Linked DNA regions of Homo sapiens: region 2 is linked to region 1. The links are chromatin loops, found by intact Hi-C in ENCODE. Cell type or tissue: MCF 10A. All regions are shown on one strand. Each heading gives the region's core, and the rest is flanking DNA. Links, peaks and the distances in the headings are about the cores only. Region 1 overlaps ATP2B4 (ATPase plasma membrane Ca2+ transporting 4). Region 2 has its middle 64 kb from the start of OPTC.

The links. Peaks named below come from ENCODE experiments on the same cell type or tissue, not always from the same donor. Only the 100,000 strongest peaks of a DNase experiment are listed, where the experiment ranks them.
Region 2: it touches region 1 in a loop (2.3-fold over the local background); 2 of 110 quality-filtered maps call a loop at or near these places.

The regions. Positions count from the first base shown.
Region 1 is chr1:203,660,720-203,665,111 of GRCh38, reverse strand. All of the region lies in intron 1 of ATP2B4 (ATPase plasma membrane Ca2+ transporting 4), which reads right to left. Among named protein-coding and RNA genes, the nearest start is that of ATP2B4, 36 kb to the right of the region's middle. In MCF 10A, for the core only: no CTCF peak of the experiment used is centred there; a DNase peak (open chromatin) is centred at 1,671.
Region 2 is chr1:203,556,433-203,560,824 of GRCh38, reverse strand. No RefSeq gene overlaps it. Among named protein-coding and RNA genes, the nearest start is that of OPTC, 64 kb to the right of the region's middle. RefSeq lists enhancers at 3,161-3,738, 3,752-4,392. In MCF 10A, for the core only: no CTCF peak of the experiment used is centred there; DNase peaks (open chromatin) are centred at 2,294 and 3,194.

The sequences.
Region 1 (4,392 bases), core at 68-4,067:
TGCGGTGGCTCACGCCTGTAATCCCAGCACTTTGGGAGGCTGAGGTGGGCAGATCACGAGGTCAGGAGATTGAGACCACGGTGAAAGTCCATCTCTACTAAAAACACAAAAAATTAGCCAGGCGCGGTGGCAGGCGCCTGTAGTCCCAGCTACTCGGGAGGCTGAGGCAGGAGAATGGCGTGAACCCGGGAGGCGGAGCTTGCAGTGAGCCAAGATCGCGCCACTGCACTCCAGCCTGGGTGACAGAGCGAGACTCTGTCTCAAAAATAAAATAAAATAAAATAAAAGTACCTTAAGGACTAGCAGGTGCAGTTAACTGTCAACCTGGCATTCCCTTGGGTCACCAAATCCTGAAAAATATCTAAGGAAGAAAACCAGTAGTGAATCCAGTTTGACATGGGGATGCACCAGAGCCAGAGCTGAAGATGTCAAAGTGGCCAGCCCCGTGGGGCCCCTGCACCCGGGCCAGGCTCCTGCCCCTCACAGCTCACAGGCTCTCCCATGAAGTCCTTCCCAAGTAGCACCAGTGCCTCTCAGCCAAACCTCCTCCAAATCCATTCTCCCTGAGCCTTCATTTCCTCATCTAAAAAAATGGGGATCAAAAAGTCATCTACCCCATACCAAAGTTGAAAGGATTATTACTTTTTTCATGTGCAAAGGCCCTTGCCCTTGGATGAAGATCAAGTATCTTAAGAAGCCACTGAACAGTGGAGGCAAACTGCTCCTGCCCCTCTGTCAGAGCCTCCCCGTGCCTCTGGCCACCGTGTTCCTATACTTTCCAGTCCTGGATCTGGACCCTTGGCTCTGTGTACCAGGAGGACATTGGTACTCCCCATTCCCAGACTTCTCCAGAATCTCTAATTTTTGCAGCTATATCTGGGGAATCTATCTGTCTGAGGTTCCTTTTTAAGTGGTGTCAGCAAGACTAAGTAAAAAGACAGAAAGAGTTCATGAGAGTAAAGGAACTCTGTTAAGAACTCACATGTGGATAATGCTTCACAGTTTTCAAAGCACTCTGACATTTGATCTTTGCAACAATCTTTTAAGATAGACAGGACTGACAATATCATTCTTTGACAGATTTTAGAGCATATGGTCTTAAAGGTGAAGTGACTCACTCAGTTAAGGCCATGCAACCACAGGAAGAGCCTAGAAGAAGCTAAGGCATACTCCATACTACAAGGTCCTAAAAGAAATTGGAGAGAAGAGGCTGGGCACAGTGGCTCATGCCTGTAATCCCAGAGACTCAGGAGGCCGAGGCAGGAGGATCGCTTGAGGCCAGGAGTTTGAGACCAGCCTGGGCAATACAGTGAGACACCGTCTCTACAAAAAATAAAAAATTAGCTGGGTGTGGTAGCATGTGCCTGTAGTCCCCACTACTTAGGAGGCTGAGGAGGGAAGATTGCTTGAGCCCAGGAGTTTGAAGCTGCGGTAAGCTATGATCACACCACTGCACTCTAGCATGGTGACAGAGCAAGACCTTGCTTAAAAAAAAAAAAAGAGAGAGAGAGAGCAGCCTGTAGAAAATAGTGGGATAATTCTAGGCCCAACCCAGGACATTGGAGCTGGGGATTCCTGTCCTGATGAGCTCAGAGGATTAATATAGGTTCTCCTACTTCCTCTCAGAGGTAACAGTGAGACATGCTGAATGTATGTGTGATGTGTGTGTGTGTCATTCTTCTTGGCCATGGGTACCCTGAGAGTACAGTTTGTGGTCTAGATGGAGGCGGTACACCTCCTGGTGTGTTGTGGAGGTACAAAAGGGAGGAGAACAAAAAAGGGTGGAGGAAGATTAGAAAAAGAAAGGAAGAAGGCTCTTTCCCTTAGGGAATTCCCAGTCCGCAGAATTCTAAATAAAGAAGACAGGATACACCCATATTAAGAAGGCCTATGATTATAGTACAGCACATCCAGAAATATTGAAGTGCATCAGGACCAGGAAGGACAAAGACTGACAAGGGGAAGAAATGCAAAAAACAAAAGCAAACACAAACCCAAAAAATATAAACAGGAAACAAAATGTTGCTCTACAGTCTCTAGACCCTTTAAAGGCCTTCAGCATTGAAAGGAGGGAATCTCCAGGGTTAACAATAGGGTCTTTCCCTAGGAAGGCAAGCAAATGCAAGGTTCTGGCCCCAGATAATCACTTCTCTCTAGCTAGCACTTCTGGGTTCAGGTGATGTCATGCGCATTAAGTATTTGTCGAGAAAAGAGACCTCTGGAAGAGTAAAACCTCAGGACAGAGTTTATAAACAGCACACTCAATTCCACCTGCCTTCCACTATCTGGGAGAGTGACCCTCCTCAGTTTCCTGCTACAAGGAAAGAGTAGGCTATTCTCTTCATATTACTGCAAATTATGATATACCCAAAAAATGTGATTTAAAAAAGGAGGGCCTCCATGGGCAGATGAATGGACAAACAAGTGTGGCACATCCATACAATGGAATTATTATTCAAGGAAGGATGTTCTGACACATGCTGCCACACGGATGAACCTTGAAAACATTATGCTAAGTGAAATAAGCCAGTCACACACACACAAACAAATACAGTATAATTCTATTCATATGAAGTATGTAGAATAGGCAAATTCATAGAGACAGGAAGTAGAGTGGAGGTTACCACAGGCTGGATGGAGTGGGGAATGGGCATTATTGTTTAATGGGTACAGAGTTTCAGTTTGGGATGAAGGAGAAGTTCTAGACATGGATGATGGTGATGGGAAACCTACACTGGGAATGTAGTTAGTACCACTGAACGGTCTACTTAAAAATGGTTAAGATAAGCTGGGAGCGGTGGCTCATGCCTGTAATCCCAACACTTTGGGAGGCTGAGACGGGTGGATCATGAGGTCCGGAGATCGAGACCATCCTGGCTAACACGGTGAAACCCTGTCTCTACTAAAAATACAAAAAGAAATTAGTCGGGCGTGGTGGCAGGCACCTGCAGTCCCAGCTACTCGGGAGGCTGAGGCAGGAGAATGGTGTGAAACCCGGAGGCAGAGCTTGCAGTGAGATCGTGCCACTGCACCCCAGCCTGGGCAACTGAGTGAGACTCCATCTCAAAAAAAAAAAAAGGTGAAGATGGCAAATTTTATGTTCTGTATATTTTATCACAGTAAAATAAATAAATAAAAATAGGAGAAGGAAGAAGAGCAGATGGAAGAGTCATCCTGGTATAGACAGGTGAGAAGGGTGGAGAAGGGAAGAGCAGAGCTAAATTCCAGATGTGGACCAGCAGCTGCTGTCACCGAGAGTTCAGATCCATTGTGGTAATGGAGGTGGAGGCCAGTGGGGCACAGGTCAGTCACCACAGACACGCCCAGGGCTGGGAGCCCACACAGAGCCTGGCACAACATCAAAGAACTCAAGGGACCTGGCAAAGCTGAGTGACAAGGCAAAGGGGTGGAGAAACAGACTGGGCTTTCTGAATACCATGCAGCATGCTTGTGTGTGGTAGGAGACAATGGTGGGAGTGCATTGAGGGTGGTGGGCATAGGGTAGACAAATCACCTTTTCAAAGAGCAGGAGAAAGGCATCTGTGTTCATCCTCTCCTCTCCCAAAGTCACCCCATCATCAGCTCAGAGAACACAGGCACCTGGTTACAGCAGGTACAGCTAAGGCTTTCCTGACCCAAGATGGGGAACTAAGTCTCCAGGCTTTTTGATCACTCTGTATTAGTATCTCATTTGATCCTCTCAACAACCTTGGGAAATGGGTCGTATCACTCCCATTTTACAGAGGAGAAAACTGGCTAAATACTTTGTCTAGGCTCACACAGTAAGAAGCCAAGCCAGAATCCAAACCCGACTTTGGCAGAAGCCACACTTTTTTCATAATATTGCCTTTGAGGTGCTTTCCAGACATGAGAGCTCTCTTTCTCAGTGATCATTCACCTCTTAAAGTATGGTGCAGAGATTAAGAGCATAAGCTCTGTGGACAGACAGCCCAAATCCCAGATCACTACCCATTTGACCTTGGGAAAGTTTTTTTTTTTTTTAGACAAAGTTTCTCTCTTGTTGCTCTGGCTGGAGTGCAGTGGCGCGATCTCAGCTCACTGTAACCTCTGCTTCCTGGGTTCAAGCAATTCTCCTGCCTCGGCCTCCCAAATAGCTGGAACTAGAGGGCCACCCCACCATGCCCGGCTAATTTTTGTATTTTTAGTAGAGACAGGGTTTCACCATGTTGCCAAGCTGGTCTCGAACTCCTAACCTCAAGTGATCCGCCTGCCTCGGCCTCCCAAAGTGCTGGGACTACAGGCATGAGCCACCGTGCCCAGTCCCTGTGCTCTTCTTCTTATTTATTTATTTTTTTGAGACAGAGTCTCACCCTTGCTAGGCTGGAGTGCAGTGGTGCGATCTTGGCTCACTGCAACCTCCGTCTCCCAGGT
Region 2 (4,392 bases), core at 239-4,238, 100 kb after region 1:
CACCAGTATAGGGTGTGTGGCCAGCAGGTATAAACAGAGTGCTAGCTTCACCGGACAGAGAGATCCTTGAGGGCAGGGCCCAAGCCTTGTTTATTTGTGTTCTCAGAGCCCAGCACAATGCTGAACAAATGTTAAATGAGTGTATAAATGAATGAATGATTGCACACCTATCACAGATATAAAATTACTTCTAGAAAGCTAACTTCTCTTGAATTAGATTAATTGGAATTCACGTGAGTCTCTGGAGGAGGCCAGGCATGGTGGCTCATGCTTGTAATCCTAGCACTTTTGGAGGCCAAGGCAGGAGGATTGTTTGAGCCCAGGAGTTTGAGACTAGCCTGGGCAATATAGGAAAACATCATCTCTACAAAAAATTAAAAAAAAAAAAAATAGCTGGGTGTGGTGGCATGCACATGTAGTCCTAGCTACTCAGGAGGCTAAGGCAGGAGGATTGCTTGAGCCCAGGAGGTCAAGGCTGCAGTGAGCTGAGATCACACCACTGCATTCTAGCCTGGGAAGCAGAGCAAGACCCAGCCTCAAAAAAGAAAAAAGAAAAAAAAAAAAAAGGGAAAGAAAAAAAAATTAAAGAAGTCTCTGGAGGGCACTGGGGATTAAGAATTAAGATTTTTCTTTAAAATCTTTGCCATCTGGCCATCTGGCCATCTGCTTTTCCTGGCTTCTCCTCATCCTGAATGATGATGCTCATAAATCCAGAACTTTCTTTTTTTTTTTTTTTTTTTTGAGACAGAATTTCACTTTTGTTGCCCAGGCTAAAGTGGAGTGGTGCGGTCTGGGCTCACTGCAACCTCCACCTCCTAGGTTCAAGCGATTCTCATGCCTCAGCCTCCCAAGTAGCTGGGACTACAGGTGCCTGCCACCACACCTGGCTAATTTTTGTATTTTTAGTAGAGATGGGCCATCGTGTTGGCCAGGCTAGTCTCGAACTCCTGACCTCAGGCAATCCACCCACCTCGGCCTCCCAAAATGCTGGGATTACAGGCATGAGCCACCAAGCCCGGCCCAGAACTTTCTAAATGACCTCAGCATCTGACTCACAGCCTCTTCCACATCATGCATCCCCTGCCTTCAGTCTTGATAATTCAATATCTGTGTATGGCTGTTTCTTTTCTAGTCCCCTGAGTTAACAGTCCTTGACCTCCGCCTGCTTTCTGTGCATGTGCTGCTGCCAGCTCTGCCTTCCAGCCTCATTGCTCAGGATTCCTTTTTCTACCCTATGCTATCAAACTAGAAGGTCCTCTTCCCCTACGCTATTGTACTTGCTGAATGGACACCATCCCCAGGAGCCAAACTCCTTCATCAAACTCATTACTGATTCACCCAACCATGTGTGATTTTTTTCTTTCCTGAAAATTGCAGGGGATCTTAACAGTCCTTCTCTCATGGAGTTTGTCACAGTCTGCCTTCTGGATAAATGTGTCCTTGTCTCGTCTTTCCTACTTTGATATAAGTTTTCATGGAGAGGAGACTCTGCCGTACTCACTTTTTGTCACACTCTGTCATAACGGCAACTAGCACAGAACAGTGGACATATGTTATTTTGTCTTCACAGCATCCCATCTTTTAAGGAACCCTCCTTCTTCTACTTCTATATGACCCACGGGGGGCTGTGAGTCATGGTGCCCCACCTCCACCTCCACAGAGCAGCACAGAAGATGCAGCCCCTGGCCTCAGAGATGGCTGCAGGGATGGGCATGCTACCTCCATACACAGAGAAAGAGCTCTTTTCCTGAGACCAGAGGCTGAAAGGATGATGTAAGGTGGGGTTGCTTGGGGCCATCTCTCTGGGCTACACGGAAGAAGGCATCTAACATAGGAGAGAATGAGACCCACCTCAAAAGAGGCAGAGATGGAAAGAACAATGGCTGATATGTTGGGGTGCGGATTTTGTATCAGACCCTGCTCCAAGCACACTGTGTGGACGATCTAATTTACTCCTCACAAAAATCCTAAGAGGTAATATTATTATATCAATTTTAGAGACAAGGAAACAGGGGCACTGAGAAGTTAAGCAGCTCATCTGAAATCATCCAGCTAGTTAGGTGGTGGAGTCCGGATTGGAACCCAGGCTGTGGGACTCCAAAACAGTCATGCTATGCTCTGCGTGCTATGCTGCCTTATGGATGAGCCAAGATGAACATAAATGGGAGTGAGATGGATTTACTCATTTATGAGCAAGTGCAAGAGAGAACTGACAGCATCTTTTGAGCTCCTGGATCTAGCTGTGCCTGGAGCCAGCTGACTCATGTGCTTTTTAGTTAAATAAGCCAATGCATTCCTTGATTTGCTTAAAATAGTGTATTCGTCACTTGCAACCTCCTGGCTTCATTGTGTAACAATGTGACTTAGTGATAAGGCACTACTTGTGGGTTTGCCTCCTGGCACTGCCGCTTACTTACCACCCAAACTTGGACAAATGACTCGACCTCTCAGGCCCCTGGAGGGTAATGACTTGGCCTCTCAGGGATGAGGGGATGGTGACTAGAGATGAGATTACATGTAAATGCACTTAACACTCTGTGAACACAATTTAAGTACTCAATCATCATTAGATTCTCCTTTCCCTATGTGGAGTAACTGTTCAATAAGCATTTGTTGAATTGAATTAAATCCTCCAGAGGCTGCAGGATGTTGCCTGAGCTTGCAAGCAGCTGGAGCTAGGGAGTCTCCAATCAGGGGAGCATCTCAGCTGAGGGGTTGCCCAACAGCTCTATCTGGCCATTGGAAGGTTAAAAAAAAAAAGATTTTACTCTTCTCCTGTCTCCTGAACAGCTTCATCCTCTCTGACTTCCAGATCTCTCCAACAGAGAACACAATGTCAGTCTGCTGGATTCCTTCATGCCCCTCTTTCCTCCTCCTTACGGTTGCCCTCTAGAGTCACCTACTAACTCGGTCCTATTGATTCCCTTTCCAATTTTTCTCAATCCTGCTCTCTCCTCCTCTGCCCTCCCAATGGTACCATTGCTCAGACCATCATCACCTTCTGGATGTTTGCAGCAGCTTCCTTTCTGACCTCTCTCCAGCCTTCCAGCCCACCGTGCAGCCCAAAACACCCATGTTAAAGGTGACCGAAGCACTCTTCACCCGAAAGCTGCCTTGGCCTGCAGGATGGTGAGCCAACCCTTGGCAGACACACAAGGCCCTCCTCTGCCCCACCGGCCTCTGCCTGAATTTCCAGGACAGTCTCCTGCTTTGCTTTTCCATGCCTCCGTGCTGTCACCACCCCGCCAACTCTTACTCATCTGCCAAGACTGTGCTCCATTTGCTTCTTTTTTTCTCCTGGAAACACTCATGGAATTCCCACCCCCACTCCCCAGGCCAAGCACTCCTCCTCTGTACATAATTCTGTCTTACTATTTTATACTGATAGGATCACTTTACGCACCTGTTTTGAGGACTCTGAGGCCATGTTCAGACTCATGTCTGAAACCCTTGCACCCCATACAGTGCCTGGCACCCACAAGGCCCTCACCTGCAGGCATCATGAAAGCTCCATGTGGGACTAGAAAGGGGAAAGGAGAAAATACACTTCTTGCAGACTAAACTCATGATTCTCTTGTATTCCTGCACCCTGCCTGATTTCCCTTATCCCTAGACTGGGGCCAATGCTTCTCTTAATGGCAAACACAATAGCCTTAGGGTTTAATTGTTGGGGAGATAGGGGGCATTTTCTTGCCTTGTCAAATGGGGAGGTATCCCACTTCCCCACTTTACAAGGTGAGAAATCCACTAGTGGAGGAAATGGAAAAGAGAATTTTCTCCAGGGTCCTGAGTGATTATAGGTGTTCACGTAATTCTCCATACAGTTTTACATGCATCATACATAAACAGGTAATCTTTGGCTGCCTTAAAATAGCCCCATCTCAGTTTTTAAAAGAATACGATTATTTCATTACATCTAAATATAGACAAAGAGTCTGTGCTGCTGCATAACTTAGGCAAATACATGCAAATCTCTTGCAGACCTGATCCCGTCACTGAGTTTCTAATTCTCAGGCCTCTGGTGCCCCTCCTCTCTCGTGCCGCTGCCCTTGAACAACAGGATCTGGTTGATCCGCTGGGCTAGTGACTCTGCTCAGCCTACCGCTCAGGGCTACTGTGGGGGTCCGATGAGGGACAGGGCAGTGAGAGGGCTGTGCACATGGACGTGCAACACTGTGGCATGCAGGAGGTGGGGCCGGGAGGGTGGTGAGCAGGATCGTCATGGGAGGTCACACCAGGCAGACCTCCAGCTGCTCTCCTGGGAGTGCCGGGGTTTCATTCCTCTCTCATTCTCATTTTTTCCCCTCTCAAATCTGTTTCCCATTAAAATGAAATGTGTTCTCCTCTCGGCTTTCTGCCTGGCTCCCTGAGCTGCGCCTGGCCCAGCTCTGA